Linked DNA regions of Homo sapiens: all the other regions are linked to region 2. A link is an interaction called in ENCODE POLR2A ChIA-PET data of the cell type or tissue named here. Cell type or tissue: OCI-LY7. All regions are shown on one strand.

The links. Peaks named below come from ENCODE experiments on the same cell type or tissue, not always from the same donor. Only the 100,000 strongest peaks of a DNase experiment are listed, where the experiment ranks them.
Region 1: POLR2A ChIA-PET joins it to region 2 with 19 read pairs; 2 of 35 experiments call an interaction of 5 or more read pairs at or near these places.
Region 3: POLR2A ChIA-PET joins it to region 2 with 14 read pairs; 2 of 35 experiments call an interaction of 5 or more read pairs at or near these places.

The regions. Positions count from the first base shown.
Region 1 is chr6:134,059,213-134,067,212 of GRCh38, forward strand. No RefSeq gene overlaps it. Among named protein-coding and RNA genes, the nearest start is that of SLC2A12, 11 kb to the left of the region's middle. RefSeq lists enhancers at 1,148-1,812, 1,813-2,477. In OCI-LY7, CTCF peaks have their summits at 4,802 (motif pointing left), 5,001 and 6,690 (motif pointing left); DNase peaks (open chromatin) are centred at 4,799 and 6,699.
Region 2 is chr6:134,243,346-134,251,345 of GRCh38, forward strand. All of the region lies in intron 2 of SGK1 (serum/glucocorticoid regulated kinase 1), which reads right to left. Among named protein-coding and RNA genes, the nearest start is that of SGK1, 71 kb to the right of the region's middle. In OCI-LY7, no CTCF peak of the experiment used is centred here; a DNase peak (open chromatin) is centred at 4,076; H3K4me3 peaks cover 1,487 bases; H3K27ac peaks cover 3,698 bases.
Region 3 is chr6:135,331,664-135,339,663 of GRCh38, forward strand. All of the region lies in intron 24 of AHI1 (Abelson helper integration site 1), which reads right to left. Among named protein-coding and RNA genes, the nearest start is that of MIR548A2, 97 kb to the left of the region's middle. In OCI-LY7, no CTCF peak of the experiment used is centred here; no DNase peak of the experiment used is centred here.

The sequences.
Region 1 (8,000 bases), 180 kb before region 2:
AAAAAATACAAAAATTAGCTAGGCATGGTGGCACATGTCTGTAGTCCCAGCTGCTTGGGAGGCTGAGGTAGGATTGCCTGAGCCTGGGAGGCAGAGTTTTCAGTGAGCTGAGCTCATGCCACTGAGCTGAGATCACACCACTGTACCTCAGCCTGGGTGGCAGAGCTAGATAGACCCTGTCTAAATTTTTTAAAAATTGTAATTTATCAAAATAAATATTCACCTTTTTTTTTTTTTTTTTTTGAGACAGAGTCTCACTCTGTCGCCCAGGCTGGAGTGCAGTGGTGTAATCTTGGCTTACTGCCAGCTCCCAGGTTCACGCCATTTTCCTGCCTCAGCCTCCCAAGTAGCTGGGACTGCAGTCACCCGCCACCATGCCCGGCCAAATTTTTGTATTTTTAGTAGAGACAGGGTTTCACCATGTTAGCCAGGATGGTCTCGATCTCCTGACCTCGTGATCCGCCCGCCTCGGCCTCCCAAAAAGCTGGGATTACAGGTGTGAGCCACTGCACCTGGCCTGTATTCTTATTTTTTAAAACAGAGCCCCCAAATTTTATAAACATCAGGCCCCACAAAACTTGGTTCTGCCCCTATGAATATGTTGGAGAAGTATAGTTCTTTCCAGATGACCATGTTTACTAAAAACCTTGTACCTCCATTCAGTCCTCCTCATCCCCATTACCACCCTCTAAATCCGGGCCACCTTATAATCTCCCACGGGAAGAGCTGCAATAGCCTCTAACAGGTCTTCCTGTGGGCATTCTTGCTTTCCTAAGCCCATTCTCCACAGTGGTGCCAAGATTTTTTCTAAAATCTAAATACTTAAATGGCTTTCAGTTGTTTTAAACTTTTCTCCAACTTCTAGTTGTTCTTAGGGTTGATCTAAATTTCTTCATGAGGCTTAAAATGCCCCACAGGGTCTTGCATGGGCTGATCCCTCCAGGTCCATCTCTTGCCACTTCCTGACTCGACCTCTGCAATCTGGTCCCATCATGAACTATATGGTGGAGATGCCAATCATCGCCTCCTTGACCTGATATTCTTTTAGACAGTCTTGTCTCACACTTTATTGTGGTTCCCATCTCCCCACCCGCTCCTGTCCCCCACCAGCCTCCAGCAAAATTAAATTAACCAGGAGTAGATGTCTCATGCTCAGGGAGCCGATAGGACAGGCTAGGGTCCTCTCTTTCAGATCCTTTTTCTCTCTGATTAGGTTAGGGGTTGTTATATCAATTGTAGTTCAGTGCAGGAACTTCAAGTAGGAAGAAATTTAGCACAGAGAATTGGGTGCTTATATTTTCACTGGAAAGCCTGAAAGATTCCAAGCATTCAGGAATGACTCCCAGAATAATACAGAGCTGACTCATCAGCTGGGCTCCTACATCTGAGCTGCCCAATGGAGCCATGAGTTCAGGAATGCATTGTTTAAACCCAGAGAGCAGACCATTTCTGCTCCCATACCTGCATTCTCTAGGAAGCTATAGATACTGGAATGTCACCTCAGGAAAATCTCGTATCTGCCTGATTCCCTAGGATAGCAGAAACTCCCCAAAGAGGAAAACAAAAAGAAAACAAACACACTCCCTTCATATTCATCTTCGTGCAGGTGCATCTAACTGATATCTACACCCCTACTGCAAGGAAACCTGGGAAATGTAGCTTTCTAATCAATCTCTCCAGTGGGAGGGAAGGCAGGATGGAAGTTGAGAGGGCCACGCTGCTGTATCCGGCATCATAGTGAATGTTTGTGTCAATAGATCATATGAGCTGGGGCTTCAGGTCTGGGCCCTAGCAGGCCAAAGCTGAAGTTGTAATAGCAGGAGCAAAAGGGACATGCATAATAAAAGAAGCGTGAGTGCTGGACAATGGAAACTCACAGAATGAAGCAGAAGCAGGACTCTATGGCCCCACGACAAGGGTCTTGGCTTTGGGTTTTCTGTGAGGCCTAGCTGTGGTGTTTTTTGTTTGTTTGTTTTTTGACGAAGTTTCACTCTTGTTGCCCAGGCTGGAGTGCAATGGCGGAATCTCAGCTCACTGCAACCCCTGCGTCTGGGATTCAAGCAATTCTTCTGCCTCAGCCTCCCAAGTAGCTGGGATTACAGGTGCCCACCACCGCATCCACACCTGGCTAATTTTTTGTATTTTTAATAGAGACGGGGTTTCACCATGTTGGCCAGGCTGGTCTCGAACTCCTGACCTCAGGTGATTCACCCATCTCGGCCTCCCAGAATGCTAAGACTACAGGCATAAGCCACCACATCCGGCCCTGGCTGTGTTTTACACTTGCCCTTCTATGCTGAGGGACTGACTGATATCCTCTTTTCTATCCCCGCTCACTCCCTATCCATCCCCATTTGCAAGGCACTTCTGTCTTCTCTGACCTTCCCTCCCCCGGGGCTGGGCCAAGTGCTCTCCTCTCTGCTCCCAGGGCACATATTGCTCTCACAGACGGAGCATTAAACAGAGAGTGCTGTGATAATTCACTAATCTGTTTTCCCTATTAGTGTGTCAACACCATGAGCACAAGGTCGTGATCACCTTGTTCATACTCCTTCAGAGTTTGGCATGGTGTCTGAAACCTTGAGTTGCTCACTAAATATGTATTTAAAGAAATCCAGGAGAAAAGGAGGAAGAAGAAAAGGGTATACACAATCAAACTTCTGATCAACCTTATGTTGTTTCATTGCAGCATCCTTTTGAAAGTAGGTTCTAGGCCTAGTCTTGGTTCTAATTCTGGCTGTACCACTTACAAGCTCTAGAACCTCTTTAATGCCTCAGTTTCCTTTTTTCTAATAGATAAGGACAACAATAGCAGCCATCTCATAAGCTTCTTGTGATGATTAAATGAATTAATATATAGAAAGTAATTAGAACAGTATCTGACCATAGTCATCTGCAATAAATGATAGCTGTTGCTGCATCCAAGGGACTCCATAGAAGTATATAGTAATAATAGAAAAAATGCTGGGACAGGGCACAGTGGCTCACACCTGTAATCCCAGCATTTTAGGAGGTTGAGGTAAGTGGATCACTTGAGCCCAGGAGTTCAAGATCAGCCTGGACAACATAGTGAAACCCCATCTCTACAAAAAATACAAAAATTAGCCAGTTGTGGTGGTGCATGCCTGTATTTCCAGCTACTCAGGAGGCTGAGGTGGGAGGATCACTTGAGCCTGGGAGACAGAGGTTGCAGTGAGCCGAGATTGCACCACTGCACTCCAGCCTGGGCAACAGAGTGAGACCCTGTGTCAAAAAAAAAAAAAAAAAAAAGAGAAAGAGAAAAAATATTGGTTCAGGAGTAAGAGAATATAAATTCTAATGTTGGAACTTTATTATCCATGACTTTGGGCAAGTCTTATAATCCCTTTAGGTCCAGTTTCATCATCTCTAACACAGGGAGACATATACTTGCCTCATACAAAGCTGTCAACTGCTTGCCCAGAAGCAAAGCTTTCTCCTCTTGGCAATATTCCTGTAATTTTTTTATCAGGGTCAGGGCAGGGGGGATTGCATATTGCATGCGGATTTGATGTACTTGTCAATTAATGTTTACCACTCTCTACCTGCAATGACAATTAGATACTCTATCCCTAAAATGTTAGTCTTGAGAGGTAGCATTAGACTACACCCGAATAGAACAGCCATTCCCAATGGCAGAACTCAAAAAAGACCATCTATTTATCAGTTTCTATGTCATGTTTCTCCTGAGCTATTCTGTTTTTTCCCCGAGACAGTTCTTCTTATTTCAGTTCTATGAACCAAAGGCCAAGCAACAAATTCATTTTTAGCTAGTGTTACCCAGAGTGCAAAGATTCCCTAACATAAACTCTCTCAAAGGATTTTAGTTAAGAGAAAATCAGTTGAAGTATTTGAAAACATCTTAAAAACTATTAAGGTGCTATATAAATATGAACCGTTCACCAAGGCAACAGCAACAGCAACTGTAGAAGAGAATCAAGTTAATGCTTAGTCCATTTGTTTATCCATTCAAACCATGCTCTCCCTTTCTAAATAAGGATAGAAGCAGCATATGACAGGAGACTGGCAACTGAAACAGTGGTGAAAAACCAGAAAGGTCCAGGCATCTCTAGTTACAATAGCATGGCCTGACTCAGCATTTCATAGAGGCCCATACACAACTGGAGCCCCCTGGTGAGATCTTTTAACTCCCAGGTGAAAATCTGGGGGCTGCCCTTACCTCCCAGGAGTGGTGAGATAGCTGCCAGGAGAAGAAAGTGCAAGTGTAAAGGATTGAGGTATATTTCCATTCTTCAAGCTCCATCTTCAGAGAGGCTACTCCATGAAATGGCATTTGTCAAAGTTGCGATCCTTCTCTCCCTGTTGGGAAAGAGAGCCGATACTGGAAAGCTGAGAGAATCAGCTTCAGCATGAAAATAGGACGGGACTTGCTAGGACAGAGCTTCCAAACTCATCTTCTGCAGAGCTTGTATGACCACTGAGATGTTAATAGATATTCTGTGGAATTAAAAAATGAGGAGGCTGTTTCATCATTCAAAAAGTTTTGAGAAATTCTTCACATTATATGCTGTTCTCAGGACATAAAAAAAGTTTCATGTCTAAGAAATTTTGCTGTATACATGTGTAAACAGTTTTAGCGTAGATTTCCTCGCACTTTTAAATTTTGGATTCTTAATTTCCCTGTCCCCCCTGCCCCCCCCCCAAAAAAAACCTGCTAACGTTTAAACGAACACAGTTTGGGAAATCTGCGTTAAGTCCTTCGTGGGAGTGGGGTTGCTCAGCTCACAGTAGGCCACGAACCTGAATTTTCTCTTGTCTGCTGCCCCCTTTTGATAGATGGAGGGAAGAGCAGGCTTCCAGTGCAATGGACAGAAGAGGGAGCCTGCAAGTTGGTAACAGAGTCTATTAGGGAAAGAGAGAGTCACTTGAATCCTCAGAGCTGCTCCTGTCAACTGCTTTGTGCAGTTTTTGTGACTTATTAGCTGCTTGTTTGCACTCTATCTACGCCTGCCCAGGTGTGTTTGGGCCCTAGAGCGAAGGGAGCACAGGCGTTCATTTAGAAACTTATCCCTCCGTCCAAATATTGGATGCTTACCATGTGCCTGGTGCAATGCAGGGTGATACAAAGAGGAAGATAAGTGAGGCATTCTTATCGAAGGACCAGACACTCTTCCAGCCTGACTATATTCATTACACTCGTGCCTGACCTTTCTTTGACTCTAAGATTCTTCCTTTCTAAATGTGAATCTTAAAGACTGAAGTCTTTGATCTAAGACTGCTTTCTTATCACATCACATCCAACAACCAACTTTTCACAGCTTCCCAGATCCCAAATTCTGTTTAGCAAGGACACTTGGATTTTTTTGTTTTTTGTTATAAATGACCTCTTCAGGTTCATATTTTCACTATGTCCAGAATTCTTATTTTATTCTGTTTTGTGCTGACATTGGAGGCAGAGTCTGTGTCACAGAATACACCACTAGGGGTTACCCTGGACATGGAAGGGTATTCACTCGGGGAAGAAATTTTAATGGAATTTTTAATATCTAGAGCTGTCATTATCCTGTGATGGTTCACAAGAAATGGAACACTTAAAAATTTCTACAGAAAAAAAGGAAAATGTCATGAGGCAGTTTTTAGTACTTCCATCCCTTTCCTGGCTGCTCTAACTTTACAGGTACTTGTAAGTGGCAATTAAGCACTTTTTCCTAATTCCAGAGTCTTGCCCCACTTCAGAGCAACATAGAGTGGCCTAGACAGGCTGAGGTACTTTGCCGCTTCAGTCATCATTAATCTATGGTATTTACTGATGAGAAGTAAAGTGGTAGAAGAAAAAAAAATTTTCTGTTATCCTGGGCACTTGGAAATGAATGTATTCTCACAATCTGTTCTCAAAACAACTTACTGATTCTGGGGTTCTGGAAGCTCTGATGTGCAGGTGAGCCTTTTAAATTCCTCACTGTTGGAGCTCCTATCTAGGACTCACTGGCTGGATGAAAACGGTTCTTTTTATTGCTTTCTGAATGTCTGCTAGACAGGCGTAAGCAACACCTTATATCTGCCTTCTGAAAAAGGTAAAAGAACTGGGACCCATCCACCATGCTGGACAGCTCGGCAGTGGCAGTGGCCTCCCCCAGACCCTGTTCCGAGTGCTCCACCAACAAACTCACCAGCAGTCAGAGTCTAGCCTCTCCCCAAACTTCACCTTCATCACAATTCATTTTAAGCCCTTCCACAACCCAATCAACTCTAGATCTACTTAATGGATAATAATTTGATCTCATGCAAACTGCACTTTCCTCTTCTCAGAATGATCCTTCTACCCCTTAATTAAACATTTGAGAGTGAAAGAAGAGAAAATTCGGGTTCAAAGATTGGTAAGTCTAAGAAACCTAAGGAAAAGGAGTTAGTAAACATGTTAATCAAAGAGTGAGCACTTTTCGGAAGCGCAACATTCAGATACCTTTCTTGATTGGATTCCAGAAGACTATTTCTGGGAAGAGGAGATTTGCATTTTTCTAAAGTCTTCTACCCACAGCCTAACCACCCTAGGGCTTTGAAATATTTTTTTTCTGATGTGCAGTCATAATTGAATAAATAAAATGATTCCTGATCATTTCTTCTCTTCAGCTTTATAATGACATCACTAGGAATCACAACATGTAAGGATTGAAAGTGACCTCAGAGACTCTAGTTCAGCGCCCCCTTTTGACAGGTAGAGAAATTGAGCCCCCTCCATGGTTAAGTGGTTGGCCACATGGTGACTTACTCAGTGGCTTTAGTTTACAAAGCAAACCGCTAATTATTAGGTAGTAGAATTACTACTTTCATGTTATCTTTAATTTTTAAAATTATCAAAAAACATTAGTTAAGTCTGTATCACTGGTGCTGCAGAACCTGAACAGGTGCTGCTGTGGCCTGGGCCCTACAGATGCAATTCTCACATTGCCCCACCCTGAGAAAGGACCGACAAGGGAATCTGCTTGTCCAAGTTCGAGGGGTTGGTGAAGAATAGGACAAAGGCCGGGCACGGTGGCTCACGCCTGTAATCCCAGCACTTTCAAAAGCCTAAGTGGGCGGATCACCTGAGGTCAGGAGTTCAATACCAGCCTGGCCAACATGGTGAAACTCTGTCTCTACTAAAAATACAAAATTAACCAGGAGTGGTGACACACACCTGTAGATCCACCTACTCGGAGGGCTGAGACAGAAGAATCGCTTGTACCCGGGAGGCGGAGGCTGAAGTGAGCCGAGATCATGCCACTGCACTCCAGACTGGGTGAGACAGAGCGAGACTCCATCTCAAAAAAAAAAAAAAAATAGGACAAAGATGAGTATCAAACACCACTAAATATAAAATATAATCTTATCATTCCTTATCCTCAATGATACTTTCCATTTTTTTCTGTACATGGCAAAACATTTATACACCATAGTAGGCAGTTAAAAATGTATAGTATATTCACATTTGCCACCATCAGGGAACTAGATAATGAGTTAATTTTTTGATGACCACTCTGAAATTTTATTTTAACTATTCTAATTAATATGCCTTAGTTAACATATGGTAGGAACCAGAATGAATATCTTCTGGATTACTCTGAGTAGTGAGTATATTGTGTTGTCATACAATGATGTCCTGAAGAGTAACTGATGTGTCAAATACAGTCACCTTTGCTCCTTCTCTCAGTTGCTTCTGGCTGATGGTCCTTGTGATGGTTAATATTGCATGTCAACTTGATTGGATTGAAGGATACAAAGTATTGATCCTGGGTGTGTCTGTGAGGGTGTCGCCAAAGGAGAGAAACATTTGAGTCAGTGGGCTGGGAAAGGCAGACCCACCCTTAATCTGGGTGAGCACAATCCAATCAGCTGCCAATGCAGCAAGAATATAAGCAAGCAGAAAAATGTGAAAAGAGAGACTGGCCTAGCCTCCCAGCCTACATCTTTCTCCCATGCTGGATGCTTCCTGCCCTCAAACGTTGGACTCCAGTCTTTAGTTTTGGAACTTGGATTGGCTC
Region 2 (8,000 bases):
ATTTTTTATTTATTTATCTATTTATTTATTATTATTTGTTTTAGATGGAGTTTCCCTCTTGTTGCCCAGGCTGGAGTGCAATGGCACGATCTCGGTTCACTGCAACCTCCGCCTCCTGGGTTCAAGCGATTCCCCTGCCTCAGCCTCCTAAGTAGCTGGGATTACAGGCATGTGGCAACATGCTCGGCTAAGTTTGTATTTTCAGTAGAGACGGGGTTTCTCCATGTTGGTCAGGCTGGTCTCGAACTCCTGGCCTCAGGTGATCTGCTTGCCTTGGCCTCCGAAAGTGCTGGGATTACAGGCACGAGCCACCGCGCCCGGCCATAACGTGCAGTTTTAAAGTATTATCCTTGATGAAATTAAATTGTTACCAATTTTCCAACCTGCATGATTCATTAACTCTGCACTAATGAATTATACTGCCTGACTTATTCCCAGGAAGCTCTAGATGTTGCTCATCAATCTATGGATAATTGTTGTTTGTGGTTTTTAAGCTCCATTGCATTTTTATCTATATAGATGGAGAATTAAGTCTTGATGTGACAAAGTTGAAAAATAATAAAACCAAAGTTCAGAAAACTCTAAACAATAGTTTTATTTATTTATTTTAATAATATTCATTTATTTATTTTATTTATTTTTAAAATTATACTTCAAGTCCTGGGATACATGTGCAGAACATGCAGGTTTGTTACACAGGCATACACATGCCATGGTGATTTGCTGCACCCATCAACCCATCATCTACATTAGGTATTTCTCCTAATGCCATCCCTCCCACCCCACCCCCTGACAGGCCCTGGTGTGTGATGTTCCTCTCCCTGTACCCATATGTTCTCATTGTTCAACTACCATTTATGAGTGAGAACATGCAGTGTTTGGTTTTCTGTTCCTGTGTTAGTTTGCTGAGAATGATCATTTCTAGCTTCATCCATGTCCCTGCAAAGGATAAGAACTCCTTTTTTTATGGCTGCATAGTATTCCATGATGTATATGTGCCACATTTTCTTTATCCAGTCTAACATTGATGGGCATTTGGGTTGGTTCCAAGTCTTTGCTATTGTGAATAGTGCTGCAATAAACCTATGTGTGCACGTGTCTTTATAGTAGAATGATTTATAATCCTTTGGGTATAAAGGATTGGGAAAAGCATAGTATCTGGGCTGGATAGCACCGTCCCTCACGGCATAGTCCCTCATGGCTTCCCTTGGCTACGGGAGAGAGTTCCCCGACCCCCTTGCACTTCCCGGGTAAGGCAACGCCCCCCACCTGCTTCTGCTCGCCCTCCATGGGCTGCATCCACTGTCTAACCAGTACCAGTGAGATGAACCAGGTACCTCAGTTGGAAATGCAGAAATCACTCGCCTTCTGCATTGGTCTTGCTGGGAGCTGCAGACCAGAGCTGTTCCTATTCGGCCATCTTGCCCGGGAATCTTATTTATTTTTTGAGATGGAGTTTCACTCTTGTTGCCCAGGCTGGAGTGCAATGGCGCAATCTTGGCTCACTGCAACCTCTGCCTCCCAGGTTCAAGTGATTCTCCTGCCTCAGCCCCCTGAGTGGCTAGGATTACAGGCACCCACCACCATGCCCAGCTAATTTTTGTATTTTTAGTAGAGACGGGGTTTCGCCATGTTGGCCAGGCTGGTCTTGAACTCCTGACCTCAGGTGATCCACCCGCCTTGGCCTCCCAAAGTGCTGGGATTACAGGCGTGAGCCACCATGCCCTGCCTTAAACAATAGTTTTAAAAACCTCTAGGACCTGTAGTTTGTTTTTTGTTTAGAGATGAGGTCTTGCTATGTTGCCCATGCTGGTCTGGAACTCCTGTACTCAAGGGATCCTCTTGCCTCAGAATATCGTGGACTAAAGGTGTGAGGCACCATGCCAAGCCCTGTGGTTTATTTACACTGTAGGCTGTAATAGTTTAGCTTTCCAGGCAGTGACTATGTCTTAGAATTAAAGATAAAGACAGTTGCTTGAGATGCCTTAGAGAGGGCTGCAGTTCAATGGGAGAAAATGCCAGAATTATTTTTCTGTGAGAATATTTCAGGTTACAGTCTAGATTAGACAAATAGCATCTTTAAGGTTTTGTCAACAATAGATATTCAGGGGAAATAAAACCTTCAGAATCAGGGCTAAAAATCTAAAAATTCTGTCCTAGAGAAGGGCAAACTTGAAGATTTTTACTTCACTTTTCCTGCTAGTTTAGCTAAAGAAATATGAAAATGGGCTGGGCATGGTGGCTAATGCCTGTTATCCCAGTGCTTTGGGAGGCCAAAGTGGGTGGATTATTGAGCCCAGGATTTTGGGACCAGCCTGGGCAACATAGCGTAGACCTTGTCTCTACAAAAAATATTTAAAAATGGCCAGGACTAGTGGCTCATGCCTATAATCCCAGAACTTTGGGAGGTTGAGGCAAGTGGATAGCTTGAGCCCAGGAGTTCCAGACCAGCCCAGGCAACATAGTGAGACCTCATCTGTATCAAAAGAAGGTAAAAGAAATACAAAAACAAGTCTTAACAACTAAGCAAAGAAATAAGTACCTTGACTTGTTCTCACTTGTTCTATAAGAGTTACACTGGCACAAGCTCATCTAATGATGTAGTTGCTTTGAAATCTCTACTTCCTTTTTTACTTCTTTTTGCTGAACAAAAATATTTAATGAACAGGCTTGGATTAATAAGTTTGGTGATGGTGTCCAATGAACACAAATGACCACGTAAAGGGTAGTAGTAGATTGGACACCTTATACATAGTTCAGAATCATCATATGATCTTCATGGTTGAGGCTTGTTTCTTTTCTTTTTTTTCTTTTTTTTTTGAGATGGAGTTTCACTCTTGTTGCCCAGGCTGGAGTACAATAGCACTATCTCGGCTCACTGCAACCTCTGCCTCCCAGGTTCAAGTGATTCTCCTGCCGCAGCCTCCCAAGTAGCTGGGATTACAGGCATGTGCCACCCCGCCTGGCTAATTTTTGTATTTTTTTTTTTTTAGTAGAGAAGGGGTTTCACCATGTTGTTAGGGCTGGTCTCGAACTCCTGACCTCAGGTGATCTGCCCACCTCAACCTCCCAAAGTGCTGGGATTACAGGTGTGAACCACCACACCTGGCCCTTGTTTGATTCCTTTTAGGCTTGGGAAAAAAGGGTGAAGATGGGGGAGGACAGAAGCAGAGATAAACGAAGTAAATGTTCATACATTCTCTCACTTGAACCTCTCAGCAACCCTGTTAAGTTTGTATTTGTATTTGTATTTATTTATTTATTTGACACAGAGTCTTGCTCTATACCCCAGGCTGGAGTGCAGTGGTGTGATCTCGGCTCACTGCAAACTCCACCTACCGGGTTCAAGCAATTCTCCTGCCTCAGCCTCCTGAGTAGCTGGGATTACAGGTGCCTGCCACCACACCCAGCTAATTTTTGTATTTTTAGTAGAGACAGGGTTTCGCCATGTTGGCTAGGCTGGTCTCAAACTCCTGACCTCAGGTGACCCACTCGCCTCCAACTCCCTAAGTGCTGGGAGCCACTGTGCCTGGCCAAGTTCGTATTATGATTCATTTTATAAATGGGAAACTTAAAGACACAGCTGGCAAATGTCAAAGCTGGACTTTGAACTAAGATCTAACACCAAAACCATGCTTGATGCATAGTAGGGCCAGTGATTTATTTTTTTTTTTAATATTAGGTAATAGCAAGTAATATGCCCAGAGACATGATGGGCTGACAAAGTATTGACGGGTCTTGTTCTTACTGTCCCTTCTATGCCCCAGTGCTCAACTTCCCCTTAACCCATTCCTTATCCTTCCCCACCACCATTCCACCCCCAATAAAGTCACCCAAGACAGGAAAAATTGTTAACTATTTTCAGAATACTTTGGTAAAGTTGAGGAAGGGGAAGGAAACAAAGTCTTCCAGAGCAGAGGGGGAAAATCCCTCTTTTGATGAAACATCCTGTGTAGCAACTGTGAAGCCTGGATTTCCCCAGGATGAGGTTAGAGTAGCAGGCTGCTGCTTGTCACATGGCCTCAGTTCAAAGTCACACCTGTGGGGGCCTCCCGTAAAATTTACCTATATATGGCCCTCCACAAAGCCACAAACACAGAACTCAAAATGGCATTCACCACTTCTGAGATGCTGAACAGGAAGGAATAGCACTGTTTTTACAAATTAAGTGCACAGTATATGTCACAAGGAGGAAATAAACCCTATGAGTTTGAACTTGCACATCCTCTCAATACTGAAAGATTAATTTTGGTGGCTGAGGTTAATAATACGGTTATTCGTGTTTGGATATGAATGTAACTCGACCGATTGGGAAAGCAGGTGCTAGATTGATGTACCATGCCTGAGACCCATGAGTCATTGTCACTGATTTACAAGCTGGCCTTGCCATGAAAATGGAAGCCAGAGCCAACTCTATGTCATACAATTTATGCCATTCACTAAAATTATAGATAATTTCAGCCTGTGCATTTGCAAAACAGTCTATGCCATTTTTGCTTTAAACATCTTTTGTACTTGGTCTCTCTGACTTGTCTAAATAAGTATTATCATTCATAATAACCATTACCAATCCATTATGCAACATCATGAAAATATATACAGCTTTTAGATTTAATCCATGAAATAAAGCCTATGACTTCTGCTTGCATCTTTGATAAACGGCCAAGTTCTCACAGCTGTTATGATTTCAATTATGAAGAAAATTGGAACTTTTGCATTCTTCAGTGGCTAAAAATCACTCAGAAAAAAACACTTGTTCACATAAGCTATTTTTTTCCCTCGTGTGTATCATGAGCCTTGGGTCTGATTAGTGTAGTTGATTAAAGCAATGTGCCAAAAGGCAAAGGGCCCTTGTTAAAGCCCAAGGAAGGTCAGCTAGATTAACTTCCCAAGTTTACTGAAAATCTGTTCTATTAGTAGTCTTCAGCCAAATTAGGCAAGGGAGTACAAACAGATCAGTACAAATCCAGTCTTTAATGCTAGCAAAATGTAGCTCAAACCACAGTTAACATTGATACAAGGTCAATAATGTCATCTTCCCATACAGAGACAGATGACACACATGCAGAAGCATCTTAGAAACACCTGCTCTCCTCCGCCTTTTTTTTTTTTTTTTTTTTTTTTTAGATGGAGAGTCCCTCTGTCGCCCAGGCTGGAGTACAGTAGTGAAATCCCAGCTCACTGCAACCTGGGCCTCCTGGGTTCAAGTGGTTCTCCTGCCTCAGCCTCCCCAGTAGCTGGGATTACAGTCATGTGCCACGACGCCCAGATAGTTTTTATATTTTTAGTAGAGACAGGGTTTCACCATGTTGGCCAGGCTGGTCTCAAACTACCTGCCTCGGCCTTATTTACAGGTTTTGTCTCCTCATATACAACCAATCTCAACATAGAGAACTCCCTAACTCTGATCCAGGTAGGCTCTCCCTCATCAAGAGATTAAGAGTTCTGAAGTTAAATGAACTACAAAATGAACTACAGTTTATAATCCATTGCCTCACATCCAAAGTGCTTCCTCTCCCTTTCTTTTTATCCCCCTCTCCCTTCAACTACTATTCTCTGAAGCTTTTCAGTTCTCTCAAATCTTAATTTTATTTTTTTCCTCCACAAGAACAAACTTGGTAAATAACCAAGATTGTTCGTGGTTTCAGGCTCCTCTTTTTAATCATTTTTCTCATGTCAGTAATGAGAGCTCCTGAGTTAATATTATGCTTTCCCAAACCTGGAATCCTCGTCTTTTTTGCAGAAGAAGAATCAAGCGTATTGTACGAAATCTCAAGCATATTTATCCTTAACAAGGTCAAAGTCAGAAACCTTAATCCAAAACCATAAACCTCCTGCAGAAAAAATCTCTGGAATTCAACTCTCTCTCGTCTATTCTTTATTCCTACTGATACCACTTTTGTGATTGAAACATGAAACAGATCCTCATCTCCTGAAGATGATATATAGAAATTGTTTTAAATGCCTTGTGAAAACCCTTAATAACCCGAATTCTGTTCCCCAGTTGAGCTATATTTTCCTTGCTCCAAATTTACCATGTCATTCCAGGCCTCCAGGCCTTTGGTTATTTGTCCCATCTGTCTGGGCTTCTCTTCCCCGCCCTTCCTTACCTTACTAACTTACTCATCCTTCACTTCTTAGCTTAGATTTCTCTTCTGCTGAGAAGCCTTCACTGGCCCCTACATCGTCAGCTATGGGAACCCTCTTATGTGTAGTCTCTATCTCCCCCTCTTCTAGCACTTGTCACAGTGTGTTGTAACTGCGTGGTTGCTTGGATTTTCCCCCTGTCCTGGAAACACAGCCTAGGGTGCTTACTGCCAAGCTTATGATAGAAACTCTCAATAAACACCAGCTGAGAGAATAAACCAAGGCTTTGCTGTGTGCTGGGAGAGGATTCAGCATTCTGGTATCCGTAACCCTGTTACATAGGTGGTCACTACCTGAAAGGTCTGCTTTCATGCTGGTGTCAGATTTGCTTGTTTTAAAAATAACTCAGGGCTGCTGATACATGCAATTCTAAGCCAAGAAGAGAACCGTAATGGTCATCAATTTCTTTCTTTCTTTTTTGTTACCACCAAGTTAATGCATTTAACGTTTTCTAATCTACAAAGACCTATAACCTCTGCTCCCCACGTTACTTAACTAGAGAGCTACCTATCTGCTACTCATCAAACCCAGCCAGAGATGCCAAGTTCCTGAATTTTTTTTCTCACATAGAAATCTAGATGAATCCCCTGAAATGGTCATTTTAAAATCAAGTCAAAAGGAAAACAACAGGAAATACTCACTAGAGTAAAAGAGAAAAGTGAATCGAGGACAGACTTGTGTATTTACAACTCTCAAGGCCAATGAACATTGGAAAAGCAAACTAAAATGATAGATAGCAAGCTGTGGAATTTGGCTTGACCTTAAAGAGGATTTTAATATGCTCTTATATCACTGTCTGCTACTCAAGGTCGATAAGAAAAGCGTGGTTTTCTTACGGAACAGAGCTGAGTCACTTATATAATACCAGTGCATTTCAGTTGATTGTGATGATTTTTTCAAGAGATGATGTCACACAAATTGAGTTTTGCTTGAATCTTGCCTAAAAATAGTTTGATTTATTTACTAGGTCAAAAAGACAAGGGGATCTAACATCAATGACAAGTAAAAATAGAAAGATTTATTTATCCTGAACACTATGGACAAATGTGTGTCTCAGCACATTTAGGTGTTTATCCAAGGCTCTTTGTGTAAGTAGAATGAACCAGAAGCAATTTACTATATGTGAATAAGAAATATCAAGGTGATATTAATGGTTTGTATTTCCCTTTTCTGTAGAAGATTTGTAAGAAGAGTCTTTTCAGGTCCCCAAAGGTAAACTTTAGGATTAAATTATATGGTTTTAAGAAATTATCACTAAATCTTTCCCCCATTTTTTTTAACCCTTAAACATTTTTGTTTGAAACAGGGTCTCACTCTGTTGTTCAGGCTGCAGTGCAGTGGCAAGATCATGGCTCACTGCAGACTTGACCTCCTGGGCTCAAGCTGTCCTGCCTCAGCCTCTCAGGTAGCTGGGACTATAGGTGTGCACTACTATACACGGCTAATTTATTTCATCGTATTTTTTGTAGAGACAGGGTCTCACTATGTTGCCCAGGCTAGTTTTGGGTTCCTGGGCTCAAGCAATCATCCTGCCTTGGGCTCCCAAAGTTCTGGGATTACAGGTGTGAGCCATTGCACCCAGCCCTTAGAATCTTCATATTTTTGTTTAATTTGTTCTTTGTAGAGTAGTTTTCACTACAGGGATGTTACTTGGTAAATTAAATTCTATCATTTCAATTAACAACCCAAGAAAAATATATGTATAATGATAAACTTTGAGGAAAAAGAGAAATAACTGCAAAAAAAATGAATTGGCATGCAGTTAAACTTTGCTTATCCCTTAAATTTTGTTCCTGCTTATAGATTTTTAGTAGTTCATACAAAGTCTTCTTTTAAAATTTTAAAAGTCTCAA
Region 3 (8,000 bases), 1.1 Mb after region 2:
CAATAATTGATGTTCGTAATACCTCCAAGTCATTCGACAAGCTAAGCACTGAATAAATTCACACGCTTGAGCACTTTTTCCTTCAGCCCTACTTCAATTGGGCCCATAATCATTTGGGAACTTCTCTGTGCCAGTCTAATAAGGCAATATGGCATCTGGATCCCACCACCTTCTTTATGCTTTCTCCTTGACTAACCTGATTTCAGACTCCGGGCTTCCAGAACTGTGAATGAATAAATGTCTTAGGTTTTAAGCCACCAAGTTTGTGGTAGTTTGCTACAACAGCCCTAGGAAACTAATAGACACGATTTTTACTTTGGTGAGTGCTGGATTTTCTTCTATTTCTTTAAAGAGTGTTGGACCTTGGTCTGGCATGCCATTACTTGATATCCGTTTTCAGGTTTAGGTTTTTTTTTTTTTTTTTCAGACGGAGTCTCACTCTGTCACCCAGGCTGGAGTGCAGTGGTGCAGTCTTGGCTCACTGCAACCTCCGTCTCCCGGGTTCAAGCGATTTTCCTGCCTCAGCCTCCTGAGTAGCTGGGATTACAGGCGTGCACCACTATGCCCAGCTAATTTTTGTATTTTTAGTAGAGATGGGGTTTCACCACGTTGGTCAGGCTGGTCTCGATCTCCTGACCTCGTGATCTGCCTGCCTCGGCTTCCAAAGTGTTGGGATTACAGGCGTAAGCCACCGCTCCTGGCCCAGGTTTAGGTTTTGATAGAGCATATTCAGAGAAGACTTTACTCTAGGGATAAATTAACCCCACTATCAAGGTGTGACCTTCCTGATGATTCTACCTGATGCCCCAGGTATATTGAATATTGAATAAAAATTACAAGCCATTGGACTAAGCTCCTGAACTAGGCCCCAACAGACCAGACTAACAATCAAAATGAAGTCACTCGTGCTGAAGTTCTATGTCATCAAACCAAAACTAACTTGTTAATTCACCTTCCAAGAAATTGGGAGAGAAAGAGAGCCAACTTCCCAAACAGGCCAGTTTAAATTTCCAACCAGTATGGTAATGAAGCTCCCTCTGTTTTAATCTTGACAACAAAAAGTAACCTGAAGTTAACCAGTTATTCTTCTGTTATTCTGTTTTCCTTTTCCTGATATACAAGGAAAGGAACTTTAAAAAACCAATCTGCTCTTTATTCTTTGTTTCTCCCCCCGTTCCTTCTCTGTCTATAAAACCAACTTCTTTTGCTCAGCTCACTGGAACATATATTCTATTTTATGGAATGAAATGCTGCCCCATTCTGGCAAATAAGCCAATTAAGATCTTTAAATGTATTATAATTTTGTCTTCTGACAGAAGGTTTATCATTCTGGCTATCAGAAATGCGAATTTTTGCCATCCTGTTGTTGTGTCTTCTACTCTCTGATGGTCCTTTTCTTACGAAGTTTTGCTCCACACATGTGCAGATCAGCACTCAGCCAAAGACTTCAGGGTACTCCTTAGGATTACTGGTACAATTATTACCATTTAATATAGAGCCAAATATAAAGTAATATTTTAGTAATTATTTAAAAAGTGAAATAAAATACGCTTTAAGAAAGTCTCATTTCTCAATAATGTCAAAGATAAAAAATATTTGTAGAAAACCAAATTTAACAATAAATCCTGAATTGTACAGAAGCACATTATTAAATATTAAAATGCTTCCTTTACTAATAGTGACACTAGGACTATATTTTATTTCATAAGAGGAATAAAGAAACATATAGCCCTATTTCTAGCATCATGTGGTAGAAACATACAGTCCCTTACCATTATATCCAGGGACAACCCTAAAGATATTTATAAAAAAGAAATCAAGGTCCTATTATTTTTAACTGATCTTATCTGGATAATAATAGATTAAGAAAACAAAGATAAAGAAAGTAAATAATTGCACACAGTTTATTGCCTCTGTATCAGATAAATGATCTGTTCCTATCTTGCTGTATAATGCAACGATAAGTGAAACTTAAAAACTTCAAACAAGCATTTGAAAGCATTTAATTCCAGATATCTTCTGATAAAATAATGACTAAAGGTGTTGGAAAGAATACCAAACTAGAAATCAAGAGAATGAGTTTCCAGTCCTGTGTAGGCCTCCAAGGTTTAAGTACTCAGATTATATATCTGTAAAATAAGAGGTCTAGACAAGATGATATATGGTATACCTTCCAGCTTTAAAATTTTACCAAACTAAGTACTCAATTATATCAAAAGAACAGCATTCATAGATTTTAAGGTAAATTGAAAATATTAATTTATTGGATAACATCATAGCTTTATTGTTTGTGATCACACATTAACTGAAAAAGCTTTTGTCTGATTGCTGCAATAATATATAGGAAAAGCCTCTTAGTAATATTAGACAACAATAACGATAAAGCATTTCCTCTGAATTCACCATTTGGAAATACTTTTCTTATTCTTTGACAAATAGGGATGACTTTCCAAGTTAGACTGAACTTGACCTTTGGGCTTCAAAAATAAAGCTACTTTACATGTGAAAGCTCATTTTTATATGATGGTGATATCATCTGAATGTTTGTGCCCCTCAAATTCATATGTTGAAACTTAATCATCGATGTGATGATGGGGCCTTTGGGAGGTGATTAGGTCATGAAGGCAGGAATGGAATTAAAGCCCTTACAAAAGAAACCCCAGAGAGCTTCCCTGCCCTTTCCACTTGTGAAGACACAGCATGATGATGTCATCTATGAACCAGGAAATGAGCCCTCATCAGACATCAAATCTGCCAGTCCCTTGAGCTTGGACTTCCCAGTCTCCAGAAATGTGAGAAATAAACTTCAGTCATTTATAAGTCACTCGGTCTATGGTATTTTGTTACAGCAGCCCAAACAGACTAAGACAATTGGTATGAATTAAACCTTTTCTTACTGCGAATCACAATTCACATACTTTATTATAAGAAATAATCGGTATTACATTGAAAAAGTTTCTAAAATAACATCTTTTTATTGGCTATTCCCTAAAAATAAATCAAGAGAATTCTGCAGACCTTTATACATTGGACTACAGATTTGTTAAGAGAAGAAAAAATCATAGTGTATTTTCATTTTCTTTCTTGGGAGGGATAATCTGCTCACTATAAAAAGAAAATTATGAATCACTGATTTAGATTAGGGTTCTCAAAACGTATTCCCCAGACCTGCAGCAGCAACATCACCTGGAAACTTGTTAGAAATGTAAATTCTTGGGCCCTATTCCAAATCAAGTGCATCATAAATTCTGGGGATGGCCCAGTAATCTGTGTTTTAGCAAGTCTTTCAGCAATTCTGATGTACCTAACGTTTAGTTAATACTTTATTTTACTGGTCTACTTTATAAGACATATATACTTATTTCTGCACATATCAAGTAGTAACTGAATGGGTAAGAAAGATAATTTAAAATATAAAGTCGAATCTTAGAATGTTACTGGCCAAACTTACGAAATTAACCTACTCTTGCTTTCTGAGTTATTAGCTTTACTTATCTTGCTTAGTTTCCCACATGTCACACTGAAATGCTCACTAGCTCCAGATTTGGTCAATTTAACATCTACTTTGTCATTTTTTTTCAACAATCTTATGCTCAAACTGCAACTAGGAGTATAGTATATAATTTTTAGGTTTCCTTACAATCTCTTAAAGATTAGCCAAATTTTAAAATAGAAAAATATGCAAACTTTAAAAATTGAATCTGTTCATCCAACAACAATCATCAGTTACCTATTATCAAATCTCTTACAGGCTAAGGAGAGAATAATGAATAAAAGAAATTTAAAAAAAAAAACCACTCTCAGAGAGCTTCCATTTTTTGGGATGTTACATTGTATTTGGTTTGGTATTCCTTTTCAAAAAAAAGGGTACCTCTAACATTTGTACAAGTTACTCTTCTGTTTTTCTACTTTTATGTTGCTAATAAATAGTACCAAGGTGCATGCAGATATATAATATTAAAATAATAATTTGTGCATGAATTATTTCAGAAAAGTATAATGAATTATTTTAAATTCTCTTAATGAACTGTAAGCTGTAAGCAAATGTAAAATTACTAGTAATAGACACAGACAATATTTTTAAATGAGAATAAATCCAAGTATTTGTAAATAACATCCTACTCATGATTTACAGATACAGTTTCATTAGTTATAAAACATTTTAGAAATATATAAACAGGACCGGCGTGGTGGCTCACGCCTGTAATCCCAACCTAGGTGGGTGGATCACCTGAGGTCAGGAGTTTGAGACCAGCCTGGCCAACATGGTGAAACCCCATCTCTACTAAAAATAGAAAAATTAGCTGGGCGTGGTGGAGCACGCCTGTAGTCCCAGCTACTCAGGAGGCTGAGGCAGGAGAATCACTTGAACCCAGGAGGCAGAGGTTGTAGTGAGCCAAGATCGCACCACTGCACTGCACCCTGGATGACTAGAGCGAAACTCCGTCTAAAAAAAAAAAAAAAAAAAAAAAATTCCATATTTATAAATACAGACATACACTACATAATAACATTTCAGTCAATGACGTACTGCATATATGACAGTGGTCCCATATGATAATGGAGCTGAAAAATTCCTATTGCCTTCTTACATTATAGCTGTCATAATGTCACAGCACAATTAATTTTTAAATAAATTTAGTGTAGCCTGGGCTGGGGGTGGTGGCTCACACTTGTAAATCCCAGCACTCTGGGAGGCTGAGGTGGGCGGATCGCTTGAGTCCAGGAGTTCGAGACAAGCCTAGACAACATGGTGAAACCCTGTCTCTACTAAAAATACAAAAATTAACCAGGCATGGTGATGCATGCCTGTAGTCCCAGCTACTTGGGAGGCTGAGGCAGGAGGATAGCTTGAGCCCTGGAAGTCGAGGCTGCAGTGAGCTGAGATCATGCCACTGCACTCCAGCCTAGATGACAAAGTGAGACCCTGCCTTTACAATAATCTCCTGTATCTTATGAGATATTCTGTTTCTTAAACATCTCATTTAGATGCTTTAATTTTATTCAACCAAGGTTTTAGAACTCATTAGCTCTAAAACAATCATACAGACCTCAGTTGGGTTTTCTCTCAGCATTGATGTTCATTTACTGTTACTATTAATCATCTGATACATTATAGACATGCCTGTGTATCTGTCTAGATATATTTAGGAATATAGGTATCTACCATTTACTTAATGCTTGCTATGTGTCAGGAAGGTGTTAACCATTTTATACTATACATATATGTGTGTGCACATATACACACACACATACACATATATTCATAACTACCCCATTTAGTATTTATCATGCCTTAGTTTCCTTAACTATAAACTAAAATAACTGTTATTTTTAAGTTACACAGTTTAGCAGAATAGAGATGTAAGCAAGTCTGCTTTTCTCCCACGTCTATGCTCTTCTTAATCACTAGACTTACATTATAAGCCCTCATGGAACCATGGGAACACAAACCTGCTTGGTTCACTGCTTGTCACTTTCCTTAAAATTATGCCAAAAAAAAAGGGTCTTAAAGACTTGGCATTTCTTTATTAATAATGAAGACACCTGAAGAAGATCAACAAAGTACTTTTCTTCATACTAATTTCTCACTCACAATTTGTTGAGGCCACCAAACAAGCAAGCTACATGGGAAATTGAAATTAGACCAAGGTGGCAGCATACATGTACCACATACACATATATGTATATATTAACATACATACATATGTACACATTAACATTTCTGTCCATTTGGTTACTGAAGTTGGTATTTAGGGTGCAGGAAATTACTAAAATGATAGAAGAAAGTTACTGTGGAAAGGCTGTGAAGAGGCCAAGTGCAGTGGCTCATGCCTGTAATCTCAGCACTTTGGGAGGTCAAGGAGGGAGGATCACCTGAGCCCAGGAGTTTGAGACCAACCTGGGCAACAAAGTGAGACCCCTATCTCTACAAAAAAATTAAAAAAATCAGCTAGGTGTGGTGGTGTGCATCTGCAGTCCCAGCTACTCAGGAGGCTGAGGTAGGAGGACTGCTTGAACCCAGGAGGTCAAGGCTGCAGTGAGCCGTGATGATGTTGCTACTGCACTCCAGCCTGGGTTACAGAGTGAGATTCTGTCTCAAAAAGAAAAAAAAAAAAAAAAGGCTGTGAAGAAATCTTGAGTACTAAAATTAAATGAGAAAGAGGATAGCCAGATATCAGTAATTAACTGCTTATTTTACTAAAATACCGAGGCTTATCTAATTCCAAAGTCAATCCAAATATTCTAGGAGAAGTTCGCGTACATGCATATGAGCATTTGGTTTATGGGGAAGAAGATAAGGATATAATAAGAGAAAGGATAATGAAGAAGCATAGTAGAAAACATCCCTGGCTGGGCGCGGTGGCTCACGCCTGTAATCCCAGCACTTTCGGAGGCCGAGGTGGGTGGATCACCTGAGGTCAGGAGTTCGAGACCAGCCTGGCCAACGTGGTGAAGCCCTGTCTCTACTAATAATACAAAAAAAATTAGCCGGCATGGTGGCGCACACCTGTAATCCCAGCTACTCGGGAAGCTGAGGCAGGAGAATCACTTGAACCTGGGAGGCGGAGGTTGCAGTGAGCTGAGATCGCACCACTGAACTCCAGCCTGGGTGACAAGGGTGAAACTCCATCTCAAAAAAAAAAAAAAAAAAAGAAAGAAAAAGAAAAGAGAAATATCCCTGCGTTAGCACGTTAGCATATAATTCTAATTGTGATACATAAGGAAATGTAGACAGTTGATTAGGGGACTCTAAAACTTATCAAAAAGCATTTTCAATGGCTAAATAGAAAGTAGCAAATAGAATCTTCAGAAACAAATGGAAAACTCTGAGCTTAAGGATAAATGAGTAAAGGGGAATCACTTCCAGAACAGTGAAGCAGTGAAATGGGCTCCTCCAACAATGCAAGAACACTGGGATTAACTGTCAAAATCAACTTTATCAGAACTCTGAAAACTAACTAAAGGCTTGCAATAATCTCAGGAGTGTGATTTTAAGAATAACAGCCAAATAACAGTAAAAACAGCAAGCTTTGTGGAATTTTAATTTTCTCTATTCTTATCATCCCCTTGCCAACTCCGTGGTATCCTTACAAGTCAACAATCTCACAACTATGGCTGCTGTGAAAACTAGCAGCCTAGCAGTTACTAGACAGGGCAGAATGGGTCTGGAGCACCTCTAAAACCCAATCGCAAAGAAATGTCACTTTATGACCTGTGTAGCAGCTCCCTGAAAAGCTCCATTCCCAGAGCTCATCTTTCCTTTTTTTTTTTTTTTTGAGACCCAGAGTCTCACTCTGTTGCCCAGACTGGAGCGCAGTGGTGCAATCTCGGCTCACTGCAACCTCTGCCTACCGGGTTCAAGTGATCCTCCTGCCTCAGCCTCCCAAGTAGCTGGGATTACAGATGCCCACCACCATGTCCCAGGGCTCATCTTTTTAAGATGTGACTCACAGCATGCTGTGAATGATTATATCCCTAGGGCATTTGTCAAAAGCAATTAATGGTAACTGTTTAACACTGCACCTGCCTTAGGTGGTGATATGAGTTAGGACTAGAGAAATTAATTTCCAGTTTGCCACATTATATAATCTCAAATATCCTCTTATCAAAAAATTACGAAACATGCAAGGAAAGAGGAAAGTATGTCTCCATATGGAGGCAAAATAGTTAACAGAATTGCTTCTGAGAAAGCCCAGATGTTGGACTTACTAGACAAATATTTTAAATACTATTATAAGTATGTTCAAAGACCTAAAGGAAACCTTGTCTAAAGAATTAAGAGAAAGTATACATGTACCTCACCAAACAAACAAACAAAAAATCAATATAGAGATATAATTTTAAAAAACAAGTGAAATTCTGCAGTTGAAAAGAACAATATTCACTAGAGGGACTCAATAGTAGGTATAAACTGGCAGAAGAATCAGTAAACTTGAAGATAAGTAAATTGAGATGATTTAGTCTGAGGAACAGAAGGAAAATAGAATGAACAAAAA